Linked DNA regions of Homo sapiens: region 1 is linked to region 2. A link is an interaction called in ENCODE POLR2A ChIA-PET data of the cell type or tissue named here. Cell type or tissue: CD4-positive, alpha-beta T cell. All regions are shown on one strand. Links, peaks and the distances in the headings refer to the core of each region. The heading gives the core; the rest is flanking DNA.

The links. ChIA-PET counts read pairs that join two places held together with the same protein. Peaks named below come from ENCODE experiments on the same cell type or tissue, not always from the same donor. Only the 100,000 strongest peaks of a DNase experiment are listed, where the experiment ranks them.
Region 1: POLR2A ChIA-PET joins it to region 2 with 10 read pairs; 6 of 35 experiments call an interaction of 5 or more read pairs at or near these places.

What each region holds. Positions count from the first base shown.
Region 1 is chr6:37,511,552-37,516,767 of GRCh38, forward strand. The region is part of intron 1 of LINC02520 (long intergenic non-protein coding RNA 2520); the gene reads left to right. Among named protein-coding and RNA genes, the nearest start is that of LINC02520, 6.8 kb to the left of the region's middle. RefSeq lists enhancers at 1,298-1,899, 1,900-2,501, 3,772-4,556, 4,557-5,216, 5,214-5,216. In CD4-positive, alpha-beta T cell, for the core only: no CTCF peak of the experiment used is centred there; DNase peaks (open chromatin) are centred at 3,040, 3,540 and 5,190; H3K4me3 peaks cover 2,534 bases; H3K27ac peaks cover 4,072 bases.
Region 2 is chr6:37,442,781-37,448,258 of GRCh38, forward strand. CMTR1 (cap methyltransferase 1) reads left to right here. Exons shown (of 24, transcript NM_015050.3): 3 at 1,219-1,370; 4 at 3,511-3,669. Among named protein-coding and RNA genes, the nearest start is that of CMTR1, 12 kb to the left of the region's middle. In CD4-positive, alpha-beta T cell, for the core only: no CTCF peak of the experiment used is centred there; no DNase peak of the experiment used is centred there; H3K4me3 peaks cover 336 bases; H3K27ac peaks cover 325 bases.

The DNA of each region.
Region 1 (5,216 bases), core at 217-5,216, 69 kb after region 2:
CCCTTCCCGGCCAGCTCTCGCTGGTGGAGAGAGGGCTGCCTCCTGCCCACCTCCCTCCTCTGCCATGTTCCTGCTCCCAGCACCTGCCTTTACCTGGGCGACTCCTGTCATGGAATTCTGACCTCTCCAGTCCTGCTTAGCTAAACTCCCTCCCTCGTCCGACCAATTTCCCCCTTTTTGGGATTCCTATACACTGAAACCTGTACTGTTCCACTCAGCCCAACGATGAATGCAGCCTCATAGAGTTCTCACATTGTTTTGTGTGTGTGTTTTGTCTGCAGCCCCACTTCCGGCCTACAAGAGCAGACCCCCATCTCCTCCTGTGTGCCAAGAAGCCCACAGGGCGAGGGCCCCCACTGATGCTCAGTAAACCCTCATGGGGAGAGGGAAATGTGCTGTCATTTCCATGAGACATGTGCAGCGACTAGCGTTTCTTTTGGGCTTCCCACCAAGTGGCACTTGCCTACCCCCCCAATCCCCGCGTTTCTTCTGATGGGAAACACACGCTTTCACCTGTGCTGTCACATTCCACCCTCCAAGAACCCTGGCAAGTGGGTGCTTTATTGCCGCTTTCCAGATGAGCACACTGCCTCCCCGAGAAAGGCAGGAGCCTGCCTAGAGCTGCACAGTCAGTCGGAGGCACAGCGGGTCAGAGCCGGCGCTGAGTTCCTCGGGGCTGAGGGAGAGAGACCTCCCTCGTACCCTTCTCTGCTAGCTGCGTCTTCCCAGCTAGTTCAGAGCCTTCAACAGCAGAAGCCTCTGCTCCGGAGGGGAAGTCAGAGCCTGAGCTGAGCTGTGTGTATGGCAGTGAACAAAGGCTCAGGGGGCTCTTCCTAAATGTCTCGCTGGAGGCATCGGTGTTTGTTATCAGTGGCCTCCTGTCTCCCTGCCTCCTCTCTTTGAGCTGAGTAAGGAATCAGAGAGCTCTCCTTCCACCTCCTGCCTGCATCCCCTCCACGAGGTCACCTGCTCAGGCCTGGCTTTAGCCAGAACACTGCTCGTCTGCTTTACACGGCTCTGCCTGCGGGGAAAGTTCAGACTTCTTCATCTGACATTCCAAGCACACCTTGATCCTCCGAAGCTCACTCCTCCAGCCTCCTCCCGCCTTTCCTCACTGCTCAGTCCCTCTGCTCTCATTCCTGTAGGGAAGTTGTGTGGAGGTGGGATGTGGTTATCCGTGAGCACCTGAGCAGCCCTGTGGGTAGGGGCCAGGCCTTTGTGGCACAGAGGTCATTTGCAGTGCATCCAGGAAAACTTCCCTTTGTCCCGTCCGACGTGTACTCCCCTTTCCACACCTGGCTCCCCCTCCTTCTTGGCCTGGAATGCTGACTTCTCTGCATCCAAGGGCTCCCTTGTCCTCTGGCTTGCAGCTGGGTTTGGAGGAAGGGAGGAGACTGAGGACAGGGAATTTATTACCCCAGCTCCCTCCCCGCAAGGTCACCACAGGGTGGCTGTGTCCCTCTGACCCTGCTTGCAGCTGCTCTCATGCAGCTACTCTCAGAGGGGGCTCCCCACTCTTGCTAGCCCTAAGGTTCTGAGGCTCCCCATGTTGGTTTCCTTAAACCCTGCCTCCATCTTTGTAGAGACCCTTTATTCAAGTCTCCTCACGTTACTCAGGGTGAGGCTGCCATCACGGTGCTACCAGCACCCTGCATGAATCCAGTGCTGGCCCCTTGAGGAAGAGCCGAATCCCCAGACAGGAAACAGGGACTGAGACAGCAGGCTCTGTGGGTAGGAGGGCACTGCCGCCACTTCCTGGGCATCCTTCTCCTGGAATGGAGGCACCCCTTGGCGAGGTACAGGCAGGAGCTCAGTAAACTCCGCTAACCATCTTGGTGCTTGCTGCTTCCCAGCATGGAACTGAGCGCAAACGCTGAAGGCGGCTCCTTCCACTTCTCCCTTGGGAAGGGGAAGCCCCCTGAACCACCAATGGGGACCATCCAGTGCACTAACAGTCATCTCCAAATACTTGGATCACACACCCCAGTGGGTAGAATATTTTTGAGGATGTGCTGCGTATCAGGTCAGGGTCTCAGCAGGAGACAGATGCCACTTTTAAATTAGGGTAATACGAGCAGATTTCTTCACAAAGGACTCTTTATAAAGGTGCGAGTGCAGGGGAGCCGGGAGGGACAGTGCAGTAAGCAGGGGCTGGCTGCCGCAGGGCTGTGACCACCACGAGGGGAGGGGGTGCTGAGCCAAATTTGGAAGGAGAGAGTCAACTTGTAAGCAGCTTCCAGGAAAGAGTTGCCTGCAGTGCCCTGCAGGGATGGAGCGGTGGAATCAATTCCCCAACTGCACTTTGCCAGTGTCCTCTGATCTCCCGAGCCTCCCCTTAGCCAAATCCTACCTGACACCTGCGGGCAGGGAGCCCGAGTGATGGGGACCACGCAGGGCAGCCTCAGAGCAGGGTGGAGGAGGTGAAGAACCAAGGGTAAGCAGGAGATACTCAGCGTGTATCCCTAGCAAATGTACACTTATTTATTAGTAAATTCTAAATGTGCAATTGTGCTAATATGTGCATTATAAAGTATACAGAAAAAGGGGCGTTGAAAAGCATGTGGTAAAATAGATAGAAGTGGAAGTTCTATTCCATTTCTTCTGCCCCCAATAGATTCTTTCATGCCCCGTGGGGGTGTATTTTTCCTGCTTTGAGGAACACCATGTTCAAAGGCCAGTGCCCTGAAGGAGCACTCTGGGGTGATGGGAACATTATCTTGATCTGCATGGTGATTATATGAGTGTATACACATGTAAAAGGTGCATGTGGCCGTGTCACACTGCACACCGATCTGGGACCAGTGGGTTCCCTTTTCTTCCATTGTTCATCCAGGAGGTGGGGCTGCCTGTAGCTCCAGGGCTACCTCCCTCACTGTCTTTTCTTCTCACTCCTCTTAGCCCATCCCTACAAGGCTGAAGTGGTCCAGCCCAGAGTGCCTGCCTCCCTGGGGAGGCCCAGCCACCTTGTTCGCTGAGAGTAATCATGAGTCACACGTATATAGCTCTTCGTATGTGCTGGGAGCAGCTCTAAGCACTGAATATGCATTCACTCATTTAATCCTCACAACAGCCTTGTGAACACTGGTATTGTCTTTACTTTCATTTTACAAACAAGGACACTGAAGCACAGAGAGGTCAAGTGACTCACCCAAAGCCACACAGCATGTAGAGGAGAGCCAGGACTTGCCCCAGGACCTGTGCTCCAATCCACATTGTGCAGCTTCTTGTCTTCCCCAGGGCCAGAAAGAAAGTTACACTCAGGGCCTGTTCCCTTGAAGCCGATCTCTTTTTTCTCTGTCATTTTCCCCAAATTCCAGTTCTTTTCCTCTCACATGGCAATTGGTGTGGGACTGAGTCCAGGCCAGGGCTATCTTGGCGGCACTGTGGTAATTAATGAGCAGTGCCCTAGGGCAGGCAGCCTGGGAGGCAGACTCAGGGCCTGGGGCTGCGCCTTTCTCCCGGCCAGCCTGGAGGCGGGAGAGGGAGAGGTTTCTGTTTGCCCAGACAACCCCCAGCAGGCTGGCTTCCTTCTCTCTCTCCCTCCCCACCACCTGCAATGAGTTGCTGCCCCAGCCCATGAGATGCACCATAGCCTTCCAGGCCCAGCAAAACCACACTCCGCCTTGTGAATCTGAGAGCCCGGATTCCCTCACTGCAACTCCGGGAAGGCAGGAACCATATCTGTCTTCCTCAGTGTCACCACCTGACACCTTCCTCAAAGGTGCTTTGGGACACAGCATATACCAATGACTGCTAGACTCTGTGGAGGAACGTTAGAATGTTCTCAAAGGTCTTGACAATGTTCTGTGGGCCTAGTGGGTCACCAGAGTTTCCCAGCAGGTGAGTTTCATGGCCAGAATTCTCCAAGCGTCCTGGGGTGTTTGGGGCTGGCTGGCATCTTCCCTTGCTTTTTTTTTTTTTTTTTTTTTTGAGATAGAGTCTCACTCTGTTGCCCAGGCTAGAGTGCCATGGCACGATCTCAGCTCACTGCAACCTCTGCCTCCCAGGTTCAAGCAATTCTCCTGCCTCAGCCTCCCGGGTAGCTGGGACTATAGTGCACACCACCAAGCCCGGCTAATTTTTGTATTTTTAGTAGAGACGGGGTTTTGCCTTGTTGACCAGACTGGTCTCGAACTCCTGGGCTCAAGTGTTCTGCCTGCCTTGGCCTCTCACAGTGCTGGGATTACAGGCGTGAGCCACCATGCCCGGCAGCATCCTCCCTTCTTTCTGCAGTGTTTGCTGAGAGCTCTAGCAGCCTGATGAGCCCCCTCCCTGTGGGCTGGAAAAGAAAGTGTGGACCCTGGCTCATCAGCAGCATGAGATATGGGATGCAGCAGGGTGACGCTTGAGAGGCCTGCTTCCCCAGCTGCTGGGCACCATTCGTGCCCACCCGGTGGGGGAGAGCCTGCGGGTCATGGGCCTAGCGACAGCCTAGCATCAGAAGGCCCTGAGCAGACTGATCTCCGTCGCCTCACAAGACAGGTCACTTCCCTCCTGAGCTTCCAAGCCTTTACCTGAGCTGTTTTCTTGTCCCTTAAGTCTGTTGGTATTGAAGTCTGGGCGGCCTGACAGCCCTGGCAGGCAGCCCAGAGGCCAGCGCCCCAGGCAGACACTCTCTCTGCCTTATTTATGCAGCTTCGCGGCCGCTGCGATTGGGTGGCATTTGTGAGCACAAAAGAGAAGACTCGGGCATTCAGAAGGCCCTTTCAGCAAAGGGCGCCACAGGCCTGCTGGCTGGAAATTCTCCTGAGATCGGTTGGAGTCTATTTGCAGGCATGCAGGCATTTCTGTTTGCTTCCTGACCCTGGCCTCCTGGGCACTGGGGCGGGGAGGGGCAGGCCTCTGCATTCGGGGACAGGAAGGAGGGGGTTGGCACAGAGGTTTCTGCCAGAGCCTCCCTGCCTGGAGGACCTGGCCTTGTGGTCTTCCCCAGGCCCATGTGCCCTGCTTGCCTGCTCTCTCACCAACAGGGTGATGAGGTGGCATCCACTGGGGTCAGTCCTGTGCCACCTGGCCTCCCCCTCCCTGCCTCTGCAGCCCGCTGAGAAGTGAACAGAAGCTGCTGCAGTGTGGCTGGGAGTCAGCTAGGAAGGGCCAACCCCCTTAACTGGTGCCCCACGTGACTGAGGCTCCTTGGTCACATCATGATCTGTGGTACCCAGATCAAAGGTCCTGCCAGCAGTGCACCAAGCCCTCCTCTTGGCAGGAAGCAGCAG
Region 2 (5,478 bases), core at 314-5,313:
TTCAAGTTAGAAATACCTGAATAGTGACCACCTCGGGTCTATTAAAAAATGTTTTACACACTGCCGTCTGTGACTTTCCTTCAGTACTTCTCACAAGCAGCCAAGTTTTGAATCAACACCCTTTCTGAGTGGTGTCCCTTCTTCTTCAAAGGAATTATGCCACATTGCTAAGTCAATATTTTCATATTTATTTTAAATTTTAATAGATAATATATTCACATGGTTCATAAGTCAAAAAATATAAAAAGATAGCCAGTGTAAACTTTCGTGGTATAAAAATGTAAATCAAGTTTCACTTTTGCTTTCACTAGTTCCAAGTAATTGTTTTGGTATTCTGTCTCCAAATGCTAACCCCTGAATGTGTGAATAATCACTTTTATTGGTCTTCTTGTATATCGTTCCTTCCAAAAGCTCTTTTTGCAATTATAAGAAATAAAAATGTTAGCCTTATAATGGAATCGTTGAAAATGGAATCAGGCATCAGTGTTTGGATATTGATGTTCTAATAATAACCACCAGCAGCAGAAATAACAATCATATCTTCAGTAAATACACTTTATATTTGACAATGTACTTTCTTTTTTTTTTTTTGAGATGGAGTCTCACTCTTTTTGCCCAGACTGGCATGCAGTGGCGCAATTTCGGCTCACTGCAACTTCTGCCTCCCGGGTTCAAGCAATTCTCCTGCCTCAGCCTCCCAAGTAGCTTGGATTACAGGCACGCACTACCACACCCAGCTAATTTTTGTATTTTTATTAGAGATAGGGTTTCACCATGTTGGCCAGGCTGATCTTGAACTCCTGACCTCAAGTGATCCGCCCACCTCAGCGTCCTCCTGGAGTACTGGGATTACGCGTGAGCCACCATGCCCAGCCAACAATGCATTTTCAAATACGTTATTTCATTTAATCTTTAAACAATCCTGTGAGGCAGGTATTACTATCTCAGTTTTATAGTGGAGGAAATTGAAAGGGTGGGGAAGGAAAACTGTTATTTTTGAGCTCCCATTGTGTCAAGTCCATTAGGAACTTTCAGTAGTGACTTGCCCAAGATTACCTAGCTAGTAAGAGGTAGAAAATAGATTTGACCTTGGGTCATTTAATGAACTTTATATGTGCATTGTGTATACTGAACAGTAGTTGAATAAATGAAACTTGGATGTCTGGAGGCTATTTTGTGCCATAAACCTACCTAAACATTTTCCTTTTTCTTTTTCAGCATCTACTACAAGCCTTAGTGGGTCTGATAGTGAGACCGAGGGGAAACAACACAGCTCTGACTCTTTTGACGATGCATTCAAAGCAGACTCTCTTGTGGAAGGAACTTCTTCTCGCTATTCCATGTATAATAGCGTCTCCCAGAAGCTTATGGTATGTCAGCGCTTGGGTTGGGTTTCTCAAGCCCCACCAGCAGAGTGAAAGAAGGGCAATTTGTATTTGTATGAAAAGAAGAAAAGTTTGGCCATAGGTTTTTCCTTTGCTTTTCAGCTACTGAAATTTAGCAGAGTGTGACCCACTTCTTGATAGAAGTATCTATCACATTTGTATCATCTATAGGCAGCAACTGCTTAGGCCTGTTTCTGCTGTTCTATCTGGACTGGATCACCTTTTCATATCCATAGTAATGAATTCTTATTACTAACATGTGTGACTATACTTCCCTAAACATGGATGTCTGTCAGTGGGTAAAGAAGCTTCATGCTGTGAATTTTTGCTCTAGTGAGTGGTGTCAAAAGAAACGACTAAAATCCTGTTCACTCCCAGATGCCTAAAATAAATGGAAGTATTCCATTTATTCTTTTTCTGAAAGAAGGCCCAATTATCTTTCCTAACTTTTATACCTAATTGATGTATCACAAGAAGAATGGTGACTAGGAAGACCTGCTCATATTCCTTAGTGTATGTGCAAACATTAGAGAGATCCAAGTTTACCTTCTGTCTTGCTTTAGAAATATTATAGTTGGGCCAGGCGCAGTGGCTCACGTCTGTAATCCCAGCACTTTGGGAGGCTGAGGCAGGTGGCTCACTTGAGGTCAGGAGTTCAAGACCAGCCTGGCCAACATGGTGAAACCCCGTCTCTACTAAAAATACAAAAAATTATCCAGGCATGGTGGCAGGTGCCTGTAATCCCAGCTCCTCAGGAGGCTGAGTCAGGAGAATCGCTTGAACCTGAGAGGTGGAGCTTGCAGTGAGCTGAGATCACGCCACTGCACTCCAGCCTAATTAACAAAGTGAGACTCTGTCTCAAAAAATAAAAAAAAAGAAAGAAATATTATAGTTGACCCCTCCATTTTCTCTTAGATTCATTTAAGAATGAGAATTGTCACTGCTAAAGCCATAGGTCAGGATTCTAGTTTGCAGGCTATAAGATTTGGGGAAGTTAAAGATGGGAAGGCTTGTGACTCAGTCAGCCTGTTTGACCTGGGAGAAGTATTTGTGGCTACCATAGGAATTCCATCCAGCTCTTTAGCTGGTAATACCCCTTTCAGAGGGAATATAGACCCTCCAGGGAAATTTAGATCTTCTTAGGATTGCAGTTTTTTTTGTATTAGGCAGGAGTCTGTGGGGTTTGGGATTCAAGTCTCTAATCTTTGGGTATATACCTGGGCCCAGTAACTCTAAAGTTTAGTGAGAACTTACAGATAGTTGTGGCATTTAAAAAACTGTTTCTGTCCCAGAGTATTATAGTCCTCCCATACCTCACCTTTTTTTTTTTTTTTTTTTTTTGAGATGGAGTCTTGCTCTGTCGCCCAGGCTGGAGTGCAGTGGTGTGATCTCGGCTCACTGCAAGCTTCACCTCCTGGGTTCATGCCATTGTCCTGCCTCAGCCTCCTGAGTAGCTGGGACTACAGGTGCCTGCCACCATGCCTGGCTAATTTTTTTGTATTTTTGGTAGAGACAGGGTTTGTTTCACCGTGTTAGCCAGGATGGTCTCTATCTCCTGACCTCGTGATCCGCCCTTCTCGGCCTCCCAAAGTGCTGGGATTACAGACTTGAGCCACCGCGCCCGGTCCCATACCTCACTTTTACATGAGGCAAGTTTTTAATCTCTTAAGTGGGCTCCTGCCAAGCCACTTATCCTTGCCTAGTAAGGCTGTTTGACTGGATAAGGGTAAGGTAGAAGTTACAGCTTGAAGCGGTTCCATTTTAAATTATGTTCTCTTTATCAAGTCTACTCTAGGTCTGCTTCTCACTTAATCAGACAAATTAGCAAATGTCCAATGAGAGATTCATGAAGTACTCTGGGTGCTTTTAATTAGGCTATGAGGTCCCTTCTCATTTATCCAATTTCTGGTTGCCCTAGACTTTAACCTCCAGAACAGCCAGCCACTGGGCCCACAGTTATACTGCAGTTATTTATTTATGCTTCTTTTCTTCATTAGGCTAAGACAAACTTTAGACTTTAATCATCTATTTTTCTTAGGATTTAGCACACTGTTTGGCATGTGATGGGGCTAAATAAATGTCTGTTGAACCTAATTAATTGTGCTCCACTACTTCTCTTTTTCAGGCCAAGATGGGCTTCAGGGAAGGTGAAGGATTGGGTAAATACAGCCAGGGTCGGAAGGACATCGTTGAGGCTTCCAGTCAGAAAGGTCGAAGAGGCTTGGGTCTGACACTCCGGGGCTTTGACCAGGAGCTGAACGTGGACTGGCGAGATGAGCCAGAGGTAAGTGTTAAAGTGAGGAGGAGATGGAAAAGCCACTTGTGTTTTTGGATGCATGGCTTTAAGAAGCCATATCAACAAACTAGAAATCTCCAGAGGCAGTATGAGCAAAGTGGAATTAGTTTTTTACGTGGAAAGTACTGGGGATATCCAGAATGGAAAACAGAAGGCTGGGGGAGATATGGTGGGATGTGGATTTCCTGTTGCATTATAGGACTGTCTAAGACCAACGGGTAGAAGATGCTTGAAAGGCAGAGTTTGGCTCCATAAAAACTTTAATAAATAGTTACAGCTCTCCACTAGTGGACTAGGATACCTTGTGAGGCAGTGTGCTCTCTGCTGAAAGTGTTCAGGCAGGCCAAGGGAGCACCCACTCTCTCACTGTGTGAGTAACTGGAGTAGGTGCCTTCTAAGAAGATCCTTGTACTTCCCCAGGTTTGTGCCATCCAGGTTCTAAATAGGTGCTTTTTTATGCCACATTGCTTTTCTACTGTGGGTTTAGTCTGCTTACTAGGGTACCAGTTTGTTTTCACCCTGAAGACCAAAGGAAACTCTCATTATCCCTTTTCATGGCACAGACAATGTGAGATTTTATTTTATTCATTTATTTATGTCCTATCTTATTCCGTAAAGGATCTGTAGTGGGTACAATAAAAACACCTAAAAATAACATTGAGATATTACCATTACAGAGTTGAAACTAGAGAAAATGGAACTCAAACATCTAGCTTTCTGCATAGTTGCTGTAGTTCAGCTTCAGATGTGGCTCTGAACTCTGGAAAATTGATATTTTATTTGTCTCCCTAATGTTCCAGTTCAGGAAAGAAGTCCCGTGAATCTGCATGTGATAAAAGCCTAATAAGTCTTCTGAGTAAGATTCTGACGAGTGAGGGGCTCATGGGTTCTGGGGCCGGTCTCGCTGTTGCCTTGTAGTTGTGGGCGTTGAGACCAGCAGACTGGCAATGCGGAACAGGGTAGATACCTGCTGCTGGTTGCTGGTTGTGGGCTTTCATCTCAGAAGTACCTGATGGTTTCTATGTCTTCATTCGTGTTAAAACAAGAGTCCACATCCTTTCAGTGGGGCAGAAGTTGAACTAACTTCACTAAACTCAAAATCTGAAATCACCCTATAGGCCGGGCATGGTGGCTTACGCCTATAATCCCAGCACTTTGGGAGGCCGAGGCGGGTGGATCACCTGAGGTCAGGAGTTCAAGACCAGCCTGACCAACATGACGAAACCCCATCTCTGCTAAAAATACAAAAACTAGCCAGGTGTGGGACTCACACCTGTAATTCCAGCTGCTAGAGAGGCTAAGGCAGGAGAATCACTTGAACCTGGGAAGCAGAGGTTGCAGTGAGCAGAGATCGTGCCACTGCACTCTAGCCTTCCAGCCTGGGCAACAGACTGAGACTTTGTCTCAAAAAAAAAAAAAAGCCCTATAAGTAAGTAAACGTTTGTAAGTAAAAGTTAGGTCAAGTGGGGCCAGGCATGGTGGCTCACGCCTGTAACCCCAGCACTTTGGGAGGCCAAGGCAGGTGGATCTCAAGGTCAGGAGATCAAGACCATCTTGGCTAACACGGTGAAATCCCGTCTCTACTAAAAAATACAAAAAATTAGCCGGGCATGGTGGCGGGCACCTGTAGTCCCAGCTACTCGGGAGGCTGAGGCAGGAGAATGGCATGAACCTGGGAGGCGGAGCTTGCAGTGAGCTGAGATTGCGCCCCTGCACTCCAGCCTGGGCAACAGTGAGAGATTCCGTCTCAAAAAAAAAAAAAAAAAAAAGAGGTCAAGTGTCAGTTGGCAGCCACTT